Linked DNA regions of Homo sapiens: region 1 is linked to region 2. A link is an interaction called in ENCODE POLR2A ChIA-PET data of the cell type or tissue named here. Cell type or tissue: OCI-LY7. All regions are shown on one strand.

The links. ChIA-PET counts read pairs that join two places held together with the same protein. Peaks named below come from ENCODE experiments on the same cell type or tissue, not always from the same donor. Only the 100,000 strongest peaks of a DNase experiment are listed, where the experiment ranks them.
Region 1: POLR2A ChIA-PET joins it to region 2 with 11 read pairs; 1 of 35 experiments calls an interaction of 5 or more read pairs at or near these places.

What each region holds. Positions count from the first base shown.
Region 1 is chr6:4,904,297-4,909,296 of GRCh38, reverse strand. The region is part of intron 2 of CDYL (chromodomain Y like); the gene reads right to left. LOC105374897 (a long non-coding RNA gene) reads right to left here. Exons shown (of 2, transcript XR_926412.3): 1 at 2,673-5,000; 2 at 1-594. Among named protein-coding and RNA genes, the nearest start is that of LYRM4-AS1, 97 kb to the left of the region's middle. RefSeq lists a silencer at 2,138-2,187 and an enhancer at 2,558-2,617. In OCI-LY7, no CTCF peak of the experiment used is centred here; no DNase peak of the experiment used is centred here; H3K4me3 peaks cover 942 bases.
Region 2 is chr6:4,779,044-4,784,043 of GRCh38, reverse strand. The region is part of intron 1 of CDYL (chromodomain Y like); the gene reads right to left. Among named protein-coding and RNA genes, the nearest start is that of CDYL, 5.1 kb to the right of the region's middle. In OCI-LY7, no CTCF peak of the experiment used is centred here; a DNase peak (open chromatin) is centred at 2,433; H3K4me3 peaks cover 922 bases.

The DNA.
Region 1 (5,000 bases), 130 kb before region 2:
CAGCAGCCCTTCCCTGATTCCTCACATGGAGGGAGTCAGTAATTACCCTAGTGTTTACAATAAGTTTAATACAGGGCTTAGTAATGACATGATAAATGTATCTTCTCTCCAACACACTTGCTTCTCCTTTCTTTCTGGATGAGTTCCTTTAAAAGACTGCCCTCATTCTCACAGAGCAACAAAACCAAAGGCGTCAGGTGAAATACAGAGAACACCATCTTATGACCTGGGGCCCCCCAAGGCACGGTGTGTCTATGACTGTGACCACTTGCTCATGCATATTTTGTACACTCCTGTACACGAACATGGAAACTTTTAAATCCCACGTCTAGTCTAAGCATAGAACCTTTTGTGGCTTAACCAGGTAAGCAGAACGCAGCGAAGAACGGAGCCTCTCAACAGACAGGCAGAATGTGACCATGCACAGGAGAGGTGACCTCCAGTGAGGAAGTGCCACGGTATGGATGAAGGGGCACAGCATTTCCACCTGGGGATGTGAGAAGCTGCAGGGCAGAGGATGCATAGCAGGTCAGGAGGTCAAAGGACTGCCTGTGGGCTACTGGTTCTCCTGGATCAGAATTTAAAGTTCCATTTCTGCAGGATGGAGGGGAGAAAATGGGGAAAGAGAGACGTAAGCTCAGAGGTGACGTATGATCTTGTAAGTACTATTTAAAAGTAGAAGCATTTATGCTTAAAAAACAGACCCTGGAAGCTTGGAGAGCCAAGGATATAGGTTGCCTGTGGGGGGCAGGAGGAGAGGGTTCTGAGGAGGTATTTTCAATAAGTAGCTAGCTTAATCTGCAAAGCTAAAGGCTGAGCAAACTACAGTGAAATTAGATACTTCCTTAAGCAAATTTCTAAAACAAACCTCCAGCTTCAGCCCAGATCAGTGTTTCTCAAACTAGGGCCCAAGGACATACCACCTATCCATCTATGAAACACCAATGCCTAAATCCTGTGCTCGCACCCTCTGATCATCTACACGGCCTGGATGGCCTGCCCGGTTCCGGACCCTTTCCCATCAGGTTAACCAGGTGCTGCCAAGGATCACCCATAGCTATGGTTCTGAATGGCTCCCAGGACAATCACTGAGGGACCACACCCATCTCTGCAAGGGAATGCCTGGGTACTTACAAAGCTGCCAGGAGAAACAAGAACTTGTCATGCAGTGTTCCTCTAACTAGGGTGCTAGAATTTTCCATGTGTTTGGCATTTCAGGGGTCCACACCAAGTACATTGAGGAATGACAGCCCATGAGCCCCCTGACAGCAAGGAGGGGCTTTTATGTGTCTCTTTCCTTATGGGCACCAAGTGGGGTGGTAGAGAACACGGAGCTCAAGGGGGGCCAAACTGTGGAACTGATGGTTCTGTCTAACAGAGACGTTTAGGACATGCTGAAGAGCAAAGGATCAAGGGAGAGCATCTAACTGAACACACCATGTTCTAGAGGAGGGCAAAAGCTACTCAAAATCCAAGACAGGAAGCTGACCTCACCATAACAGCAACCTAAAAGCCACAATGTGCTAAGTTTTATAAATACAGTAACAAAAACTATATAGTAATTTTGAAATCCGGTTTTGCGATCAGTTTTGAGCATCCGAGAATACTTAAAAACCGTATTAGAGGCTGGACATGGTGGCTCATGCCTATTACAGGCACTTTGGGAGGCTGATGCTGGAAGATTGCTTGAGCTCAGGAGTTCAAGACTAGCCTGGGCAAAACCCCATCTTTTGTAGAGATGGTGAAACCCCATCCCTACAAAAAATACAAAAATTAGTGAGGCGTGGTGGTGCACGCCTGCAGTCCCGGCTACTTGGAAAGCTGAGGTGGATCACCTGAGCCTGGGAGGGGGAGACGGCAGTGAGCTGAGATGGCACCAGCCACTGTACTCCAGCCTGGATGAGACGGAGCCGGACCCTGTCTCAGAAAAAAAGAAAACACACAAAAACCCACAAAAAAGCTGTATTAGAGCAAAACTCTGACAGTCAGCTTTTCTTCCAATCCTTCCATAACTCATGGAAATGCAGGCTAAAACTGCAGCAGGGTGGTCTGTTTTCCCCCCATCTCCCCTTTCTGTAGGAGGACAACCTGGTAACCCACTGGCCCTACAGTGATCCAGCTCTTGGGGTGCACCCCTGACTCACTTGAGCTCAGAGTAGCAGCAGTTTCTAATGTTACACAGTAATGTGCAACTCTGAAGATTGTGGCGAGGTGCCACCCCAGGCTGTCACAGCGTTACACAGACTCTATAATCAAGAAAACCCAGTGTGGAACTGCTTATTACATGCACATGAGAAAACCCCTTGTGAAAACTGGGAAATGCACACATTAGACTGCACAATATACATTCCTAAATGGCAAATTTCTGTAAACAGTGATTAATAGAACACAATACATTTAGTTTAGACCACTCACTGAGAACATATTAACAGAAAAAATGGCACGTGGAAGACTTTGCAAGTAGAAATTTTACTAGGGCAACCTCCTTCTCCCCCAGATAAAACGAAACCAAACCAAAACTCAGACTGAGTCTATTTTTACACCACTCTTCCTCTTGGTTTGCTGTTATAAAGCTGTGACAATTTTGATAGCTGCCATAGTTTTAGAATTTTTGTCCCATCAGATAAGGTTTATCTGAAAAACCAAAGCACAGAAGTTAAACTTATGCTTACTTTCCCTTTGAAGTCCATAATAAAAGAGTGGTTCAAATCACGGAAATCAGAAGCAACCGATACACTCTGTACGCAATGTCATGCCTTCCAAGGCTGGTCTGGGCTGTGTGGTCCTGTTCTTTTTCTCCTGTGGCCTTCACGCTTGTACTGTCATGAAGCAGGTACAGAGGCAGCCGCACTCCCAGAGAAGGGTCAGAAGCTGGCAATCCAGCAATTAAACAGTGTGATCTTCCGCACTCACCTAGCTGATAATGCTCACGTTATGCTCTCATGGTATTCCTATACAATTCTTATGTTACTTCACCTTTAGAGGTAATGCCAAGCATGGGAAACAGCTACCAAACTTTGCTGAAAGTGTCATGCAAGAAAATGCTACAATTACAATGTGAACATGGAATACATAATTTAAAACTACATTAGCAAGATGAAAAATAATCTCCATCCGGTTTTCCATTCAATAAAAGTCATATCATCCGCCCATGGGAGAGGCAGACTTTCTCTTACCAGATAAAATGTACAACCCTCTCACCATTAGCAGTGTAGTAATTAAAGCTGTAGACACTCCTCCTTAGAGACCACGTCATCTTACCATTTGATTTTACAATTTTACTAGGAGGAAGTTACTTCTTTCAAGGCTTAAATCACTGTAGAAACAATTCCCACAATTACTGTTGACAGTAGAAAGGTCCTATGTAAGAAATTACTCAATTGGTGAAATGTATGTTTATGTGGGTGAGGGATCCCCTAAAAGCCCTGACTTGATCCCTATGCAATCTATGCATGTTACAAATGTGCACTTGTACCCCATACATTTAAACAAATGAAAAATAAATAAAATAAAAAGGGGAACAAATAAAACTAAAAAAAATGAAAAAGAAGAGGTCCTACAAAAATGGAGGCAAAGACTTGACATAAGAGGCGTGCAGCATGCAGAAAGCCAGTGCTGGGGGCGAGTGGCTCCCAGCCACTAAACATGGCCCTTCGGCTCTGACCCAGGCAGTCAACGGCTTCACTGGTGTAATTCTCAAACATGAATTTTATGACTGATTTCCCCTTTCACTACTTCAAACTCAGCAGTTCATCCTCTCCCACCGACTGCTTCTAAATATCCCCCCACTGCCCCTGCGGAATTAAGCATGCCACTTCAGAAAAGACGCTGAAATGTGGCCTGCCTTTGTCACAGAATACATTTCTCACAATCAGCTGAGCAGCTGAGGAGACAGTTCAGGTCTGTCTCGTGGGAGGAGAGGCAGGCACCCACAGGCACATCGTGTCCGAAGGCTCAGGTCAACCCCGCTAAGTTGGTTGACGGAGTGTCAAAGACCAATGAACACAGTCCTTTAGACCAACGAGAATTCCTGAGTGGGTTTAACATTCCTATTCAGGCTGGAGAGGGTTGAAGAGAACAGCAAGCCATGCGCAAACTCACTTGTGTCAGCATCCTAGTCACGTAAACCCAGGTTCAGTAAGACGGACACACGGTCACTGTGACAGCCAGGTTACTACTGGGCTGGCTTTGTTTATCCAACGTGGACTTCTCTGACTTCAGCAGTTCAGATCACGCTAGGGGTAGAGCACTGGGCCGTCTGGGGCAGTGGTCGCCATCCTAATGCTGTCTCTGAGATCAGCAGCTCACATAGGGACGGCCGATCACACAGGCACTGCGGAGGTGTTCTTGTGATTAAACACCTCCATTTCAGTGCATGGACTCTGTGATAATTATTTCTCAGCTGGAGGTCGGGGTGGGGATGAGGGGGACACAGTGCACAGCTGTAGTCTAAGTGGCTAACACGGGTCCTAAGTACAACCTGTAGCTGTACGATGAGGCCCAAAGCCGTTTACAGCTTTTCTCCTGGCAACACGCTCCCTCTCCTTACTGCACAGACATAAATAAGAACTTAAACTGCAGACAGAAATGAGAGATGACTATGACTGAGGTAACTGGGCTGAAAGTATATTTGAGAACCTAGTGTGTTCCCATTAAAAAAAGTTCTTTTTAAGCACAAACAAGTCTTAAATAATAAAGTAGGGAGGACAGACCAGATGTTATCATAAATAAACCTGATTGTGAAATGTTATCTTCCCAAAAGCCAGGGCAGGGAGGGGCGCAGTGAATGGAAGAATTGAGCATCAAATCCACTTGCTCGGAAGAGCAAATACATCGTCCAGAAAATAACCTGCAGTAACAAACACTTTGGAGATAAGCTTTAAAATGTTTTCTTAATATTTCCTATTAAGGATGCCTTGGCAGATGCCATTTATGATCCTAGACTGAGAGCCAATTACATCAGGTCCATATCACTGGAGGAGATGGGTATTCACTATATC
Region 2 (5,000 bases):
AAAACACAAACAAGGAGATGGAAATGAAAAGGTAAAAGACAAAGAAGAGAGAATGAAATGATCTGATAGATGTCTACTTGGAATTCCTGACGAGTACAGAGAAGGAGTATTTGAAGACAAACTGGCCAAATCCATTTTCGAGCTGATGAGGCACAAATCCAAAAAGCAGCACAACATATACCCACCTAACTAATAAAAAATCACACAAAATACATTGTCGTATTAAACAAGAGGAAACCAAAGTCAAAGAGATGATCTCAAGAACAACCAGAGACAGAAGACAGATCTCCTATAAAGTGACTGCACCTATGCTGACAACAGTCTTGGCCAGGTGCAGTGTGGCTCACACCTGTAATCCAAGCACTCTGGGAGGCTGAGGCGGGTGGATCACTTGATGTCAGGAGTTCGAGACTAGCCTGACCAACATGGTGAAACCCCATCTCTACTAAAAATACAAAAAATAGCCAGGCATGGTGGTGCATGCCCATAATCCCAGCTACTTGAAAGGCTGAGGCAGGAGAATCACTTGAACCAGTGAGGCAGAGGCTACAGTAAGCCAAGATCATGCCACTGCACTCCAGCCTGGGCGACAAGAGTGAAACGCCACCTCAAAAAAAAAAAAAAAAGTCTCAAGAATAGTGCAAAGGCAAGGCAGAAGACAATGGAGCACCATCTTCAGAAGGAGCTGAAAGAAATTAACCAATTAACTGGTTTTATTTGAAATACTATTCTCTTTCAAAAAATGATGGCAAAATAAAGACATGTCCAGATAATAATAATTAAAAAAAAAAAACCTAGAAACTTTTCCATCCATAGTCCCTCACTAAAGAAATCTCTAAAGGATACACTTAAGAAAAAAAAAAATCCCAGAAGGAAGTTCTGAGATAGAAGATGGACGATCTGATTGAAGAAACTATGAAGTCAGAGGTGAATCTAAAGAAAGGTTGTATAAAATAATAATGTTCTATTTGATGAGGGATTTTTTCATGGGCAATAAGAAAGCAGTAGCATGTGAGTTCAGGAATGCACCAGGGTTCAAGGAATGTAAAATCTTTACATTGTCAGAAGTGCCATTAAATACTGACTATCTTTAGACATCATGTATGCATAGCTGCAAAATTAGCCACTTAAAGACTAGAAATAGCATACAACTTCTAAACCCAATCAGTGAGGTTTTAATATGGTTTTACTGTAATTTGTGGCAGAGGACAGTTCAACAAAAATAATGTCAAAGTGGTCCGTGGAGGGCAGCCACAGATAAGTCTTAGTTCAAAGGTCTCGATGCAGTTTTTAATACTTGCTTTGGGTCCTATATCCCTCTGAGAATCAGATGAAAGCTCTTGATTCTCTCCCTCTGAAATATGCTCATATGTACTTGTTTAAATTTTCATAAAATTCTATTTGAGGTTATAATTGGATTTAAAGTCATATCTAGACTCATAATAGGCCCTCCCCAGACTTCCTAGAGAACGTGAACCCCAAAACCTTGCCCAGCTTAAAAGGCTGAAGAGAATTAAGTTTGTGTGGGAAACAGTGAAATTCTCCATTCTAGAGTTGAAACCATGTAAGCAGATGAGGAACTAAGAGTAAAAAGAACAGCAAGAGGCATAATGCTTAGGGGAGGAGGAACCTCGAGGTAAGTAAGGAGTCAGGAATGGAGATTCATTCCTGTAATTCACTCTTCCATTAAAGTAACTCAACAATTATGCAACGATTGCAGTATTTTGAGCTGTGGAAAATAATGACCAGAAAATGAATCTGAGCTTTAAAGCACTTACATTCTGGTGGACAAACATGCCAGGCAATAAAGACAGAAAACAGAAATTACAACGCCCTTAGCTAACTACCTGATGTTTTTAATATTCCCTTCCTGGAATTACTCAGTTAACAACCAGCAGTGGTCAAGGAGCCTGCAGAAAGAACCAGTCTGGTCCACCGAGAGCTCCTCTTCCGCCAGGCAGATCCCCAACCCACCCCCACCCACCTCCACGCAGAGCCTAAGGGTCTGAAACACAGAAGGGCGTATCCAGAGGCTCCTAAATCCACCTGCATTCCAAAAAGAAGCTTCTCGGAACATAAGATTCCTGTCTCCATCCAAACATTGAAAATTATAATCTCGTGGTTTGGGTTCAAGAATCTGAATTGAAAAAAGACCCCAGGCTGGTCCTGTTCCACCTAGGAGTGCTCACAATATAAAAACTATCACTCCTTATTTACAAAAGAATTCATTTGAGGCCTGGCTTTGTGAATCACAGTTATCCAAAACTGTGAACCAGAACAATGCGAAGAAAGTGTTGCCTACATACCATGAAAATATTCTCCGTGGTTAAAATCATTATAGAGCACGAGGGAACAGTCTATGATTCTTAGATATCACAGCAAGAATGAAAAAAACGCTATTCTGGTACACAGGAATTGAAAGTAGTTCAAAGGAAGAGCACATGAGAGGTCTCCACACTGCTGCTGGGGCAAATGAATAAATAATATTCTCAGCAACTCACAGGAAAAAGAGCATTTAAGATAGGCTATTATTGTCAAAACACACATGCATGTTTGACCTCACTGCCTCACTATCAACTCCTGAAGTCAAATGAACTCTTTTTCTTTACTAATTTTGGTGATTCCAATCTTTTCAGACAGCTACACCATATACAACATACGCTGACCTAGCTTGGCCAACATCCATGAAAGGTGTCCTGGTCTCTGTGACTTCCATTTGAACTACAGATTGAGACTTTATTCACAACTGCTTTTGGTCAATGTAAGTAAAAGCCTTGTGGTGCACAGGAGAGAGCAGGAATCTTATCGCAAAGTAGGAAGAAAGATTCAAAAGACCTACCTTCCCCTGCAAATCCTGATCATCCTGTCAAACTAATCAACTTTAAAACAATTTTTTACACACCAGATACGATTTCATTCTTAAAAGCTTACTTCCATTTTTGAAAATGAAAACATAAATATTCTCTCAGAAGGTCAAGACTAATCATTGAGAGCTTACTGAAATTTGAATTAACTATTACAGGAGTTCTCAAGGGAATAACTCCACATCTACTGAGGAAAAAAGGAATTATTAAGACATACAAATAAAGAGAATACTTATTCCATTTTACTACAGCATACGTTCCTTATTCAGTCCCACGTGAACAAAGTCTCATGGTGGTTACTTGACTGCTAAATAAATTAAGGTCCTCTTGACCTCACAGCTTTCTCTGGTGATATAATCAGTTTATAGAATACTTTCAAATCCTAAATCTTGAGGAAGGGAAAACAGGTTTGGTTTCATGGTTTGAGAGTTGGATGGGTTTTTTTTCCTCTTTAAAAATGGAAAACGTTTTGTAGAATTGCTTTTACACGCTAATGCCATTTAAGCCTCAATTATTTGGTTATCATCCTCCTATTTTACTGATGAGAAAGTTTAGGATAGTTAAGACAAGTACAAGATGAGTTACTTAACAAGCTTCTAAGAACAAGGGAAGGCCGGGTGCAGTGACTCATGCCTGTAATCCCAGCACTTTGGGAGGCCAAGGTGGGCGGATCACTTGAGACCAGGAGTTTGAGACCAGCCTGGCCCACAAGGTGAAACCCTGTCTCTACTAAAAATACAAAACATTAGCCGGGGCGGGGGCGGGGGCGGGGGGGGGGGGGCGTAGGCGGGGGTGGTGCACGTCTGTAATCCCAGCCACTCAGGAGGCTGAGGCATGAGAATAGCTTTGAACCCGGGAGGCAGAGGTTGTAGTGAGCTGACAACATGAAGCCACTGCACATCAGCCTGGGAGATAGAGCAAGACTCTTGAAAAAAAAAAAGAGAAAGAAAGAAAGGAAAGGAAGGAGGAAAGGAGGGAGGATTACCACCCAGATCTTCCAGCTCTAAGTCTAGAGCTGGGATGAAAGTTAGAAATACCGTCTAACTTCCATACATCCCCAACCCTTGAGTAAACCCAGATTCCTAAACAGACTATGACAGTTGATCACCTACAGCAGGGCTTAACAAACAACAACCTACAGGGCAAAGCCAGCCCACTGCCTATTTTTGTGGAACCTACAAGTTAGGAATCATTTTTACATTTGTAAGTGATTGGAAAAAAAACACAAATGTGTATTTCATGACACATAAAATGATATGAAATATACTAAGTGAATTTTACTATCCATAAGCAGTTTGAGACACAGCGCACATTCATATAGGAGTCTACGACTGCTTTTGCACTACATGAGGTGAGCTGAGTGGTTGCAACAAAGACCATAATATAACCCACAAGTCTAAAATATGTATTATCTGGCCCTTTACATTAGAAGCGTGATGTAAAGGACGCTTGTCTTTTTGTGAAAACTATGAAGTTCTAACCTACGCCGCATCAAAAATCCGTTTTTCCTCAATCCTAGCAGCTGGAAAAGTAGGGAGTAAATCTATTCCATCCTTCAACTAATAGTAACTCTTCAAATTTTGCAAGGTTCATGCTCTACCCATCTTTTCCAGGATCTGTTCCTTTATTTTTTGTTCACAAAGCCTAGTTTCAATAGCCATTTAAACATTTACTAAAGACCTATTACTACATACCAGGTTCCATGCTAAGTATTGGAGACATTTCTTTTAGGCGAGAAAACCAAGGCTCAGCAGTTGGGTAACTCACCCAAGTTCCCAGTTACTGCAGACCTGTCCTCCTACCAGACCATGTGAGTTCAAAGAAGCAAGACTTCACATTTCCTCCTGTCAATATATCCCTCTAGATTTGTGGAGCCTGAGGCCAAACAGAAAACTTCTATTTCAGTTTAGGCAGAACTGGACAAAACAAGGCAACTAACAACCCTTGACTTGGCCACAAAACATCATCTTAGTGTCTTTCCCAGCCTTGTCAGACTATCGCGTTCATTTACAATTGCGTATCACTTCTGCCCTACAGATAATACTGCCTTTATGAAAACAATACAACTCTATACCTTTAGAAACAAAACCAGGTTTCAGGGAGGCATTTTAAGCCAGTTACCATACAATCATCATC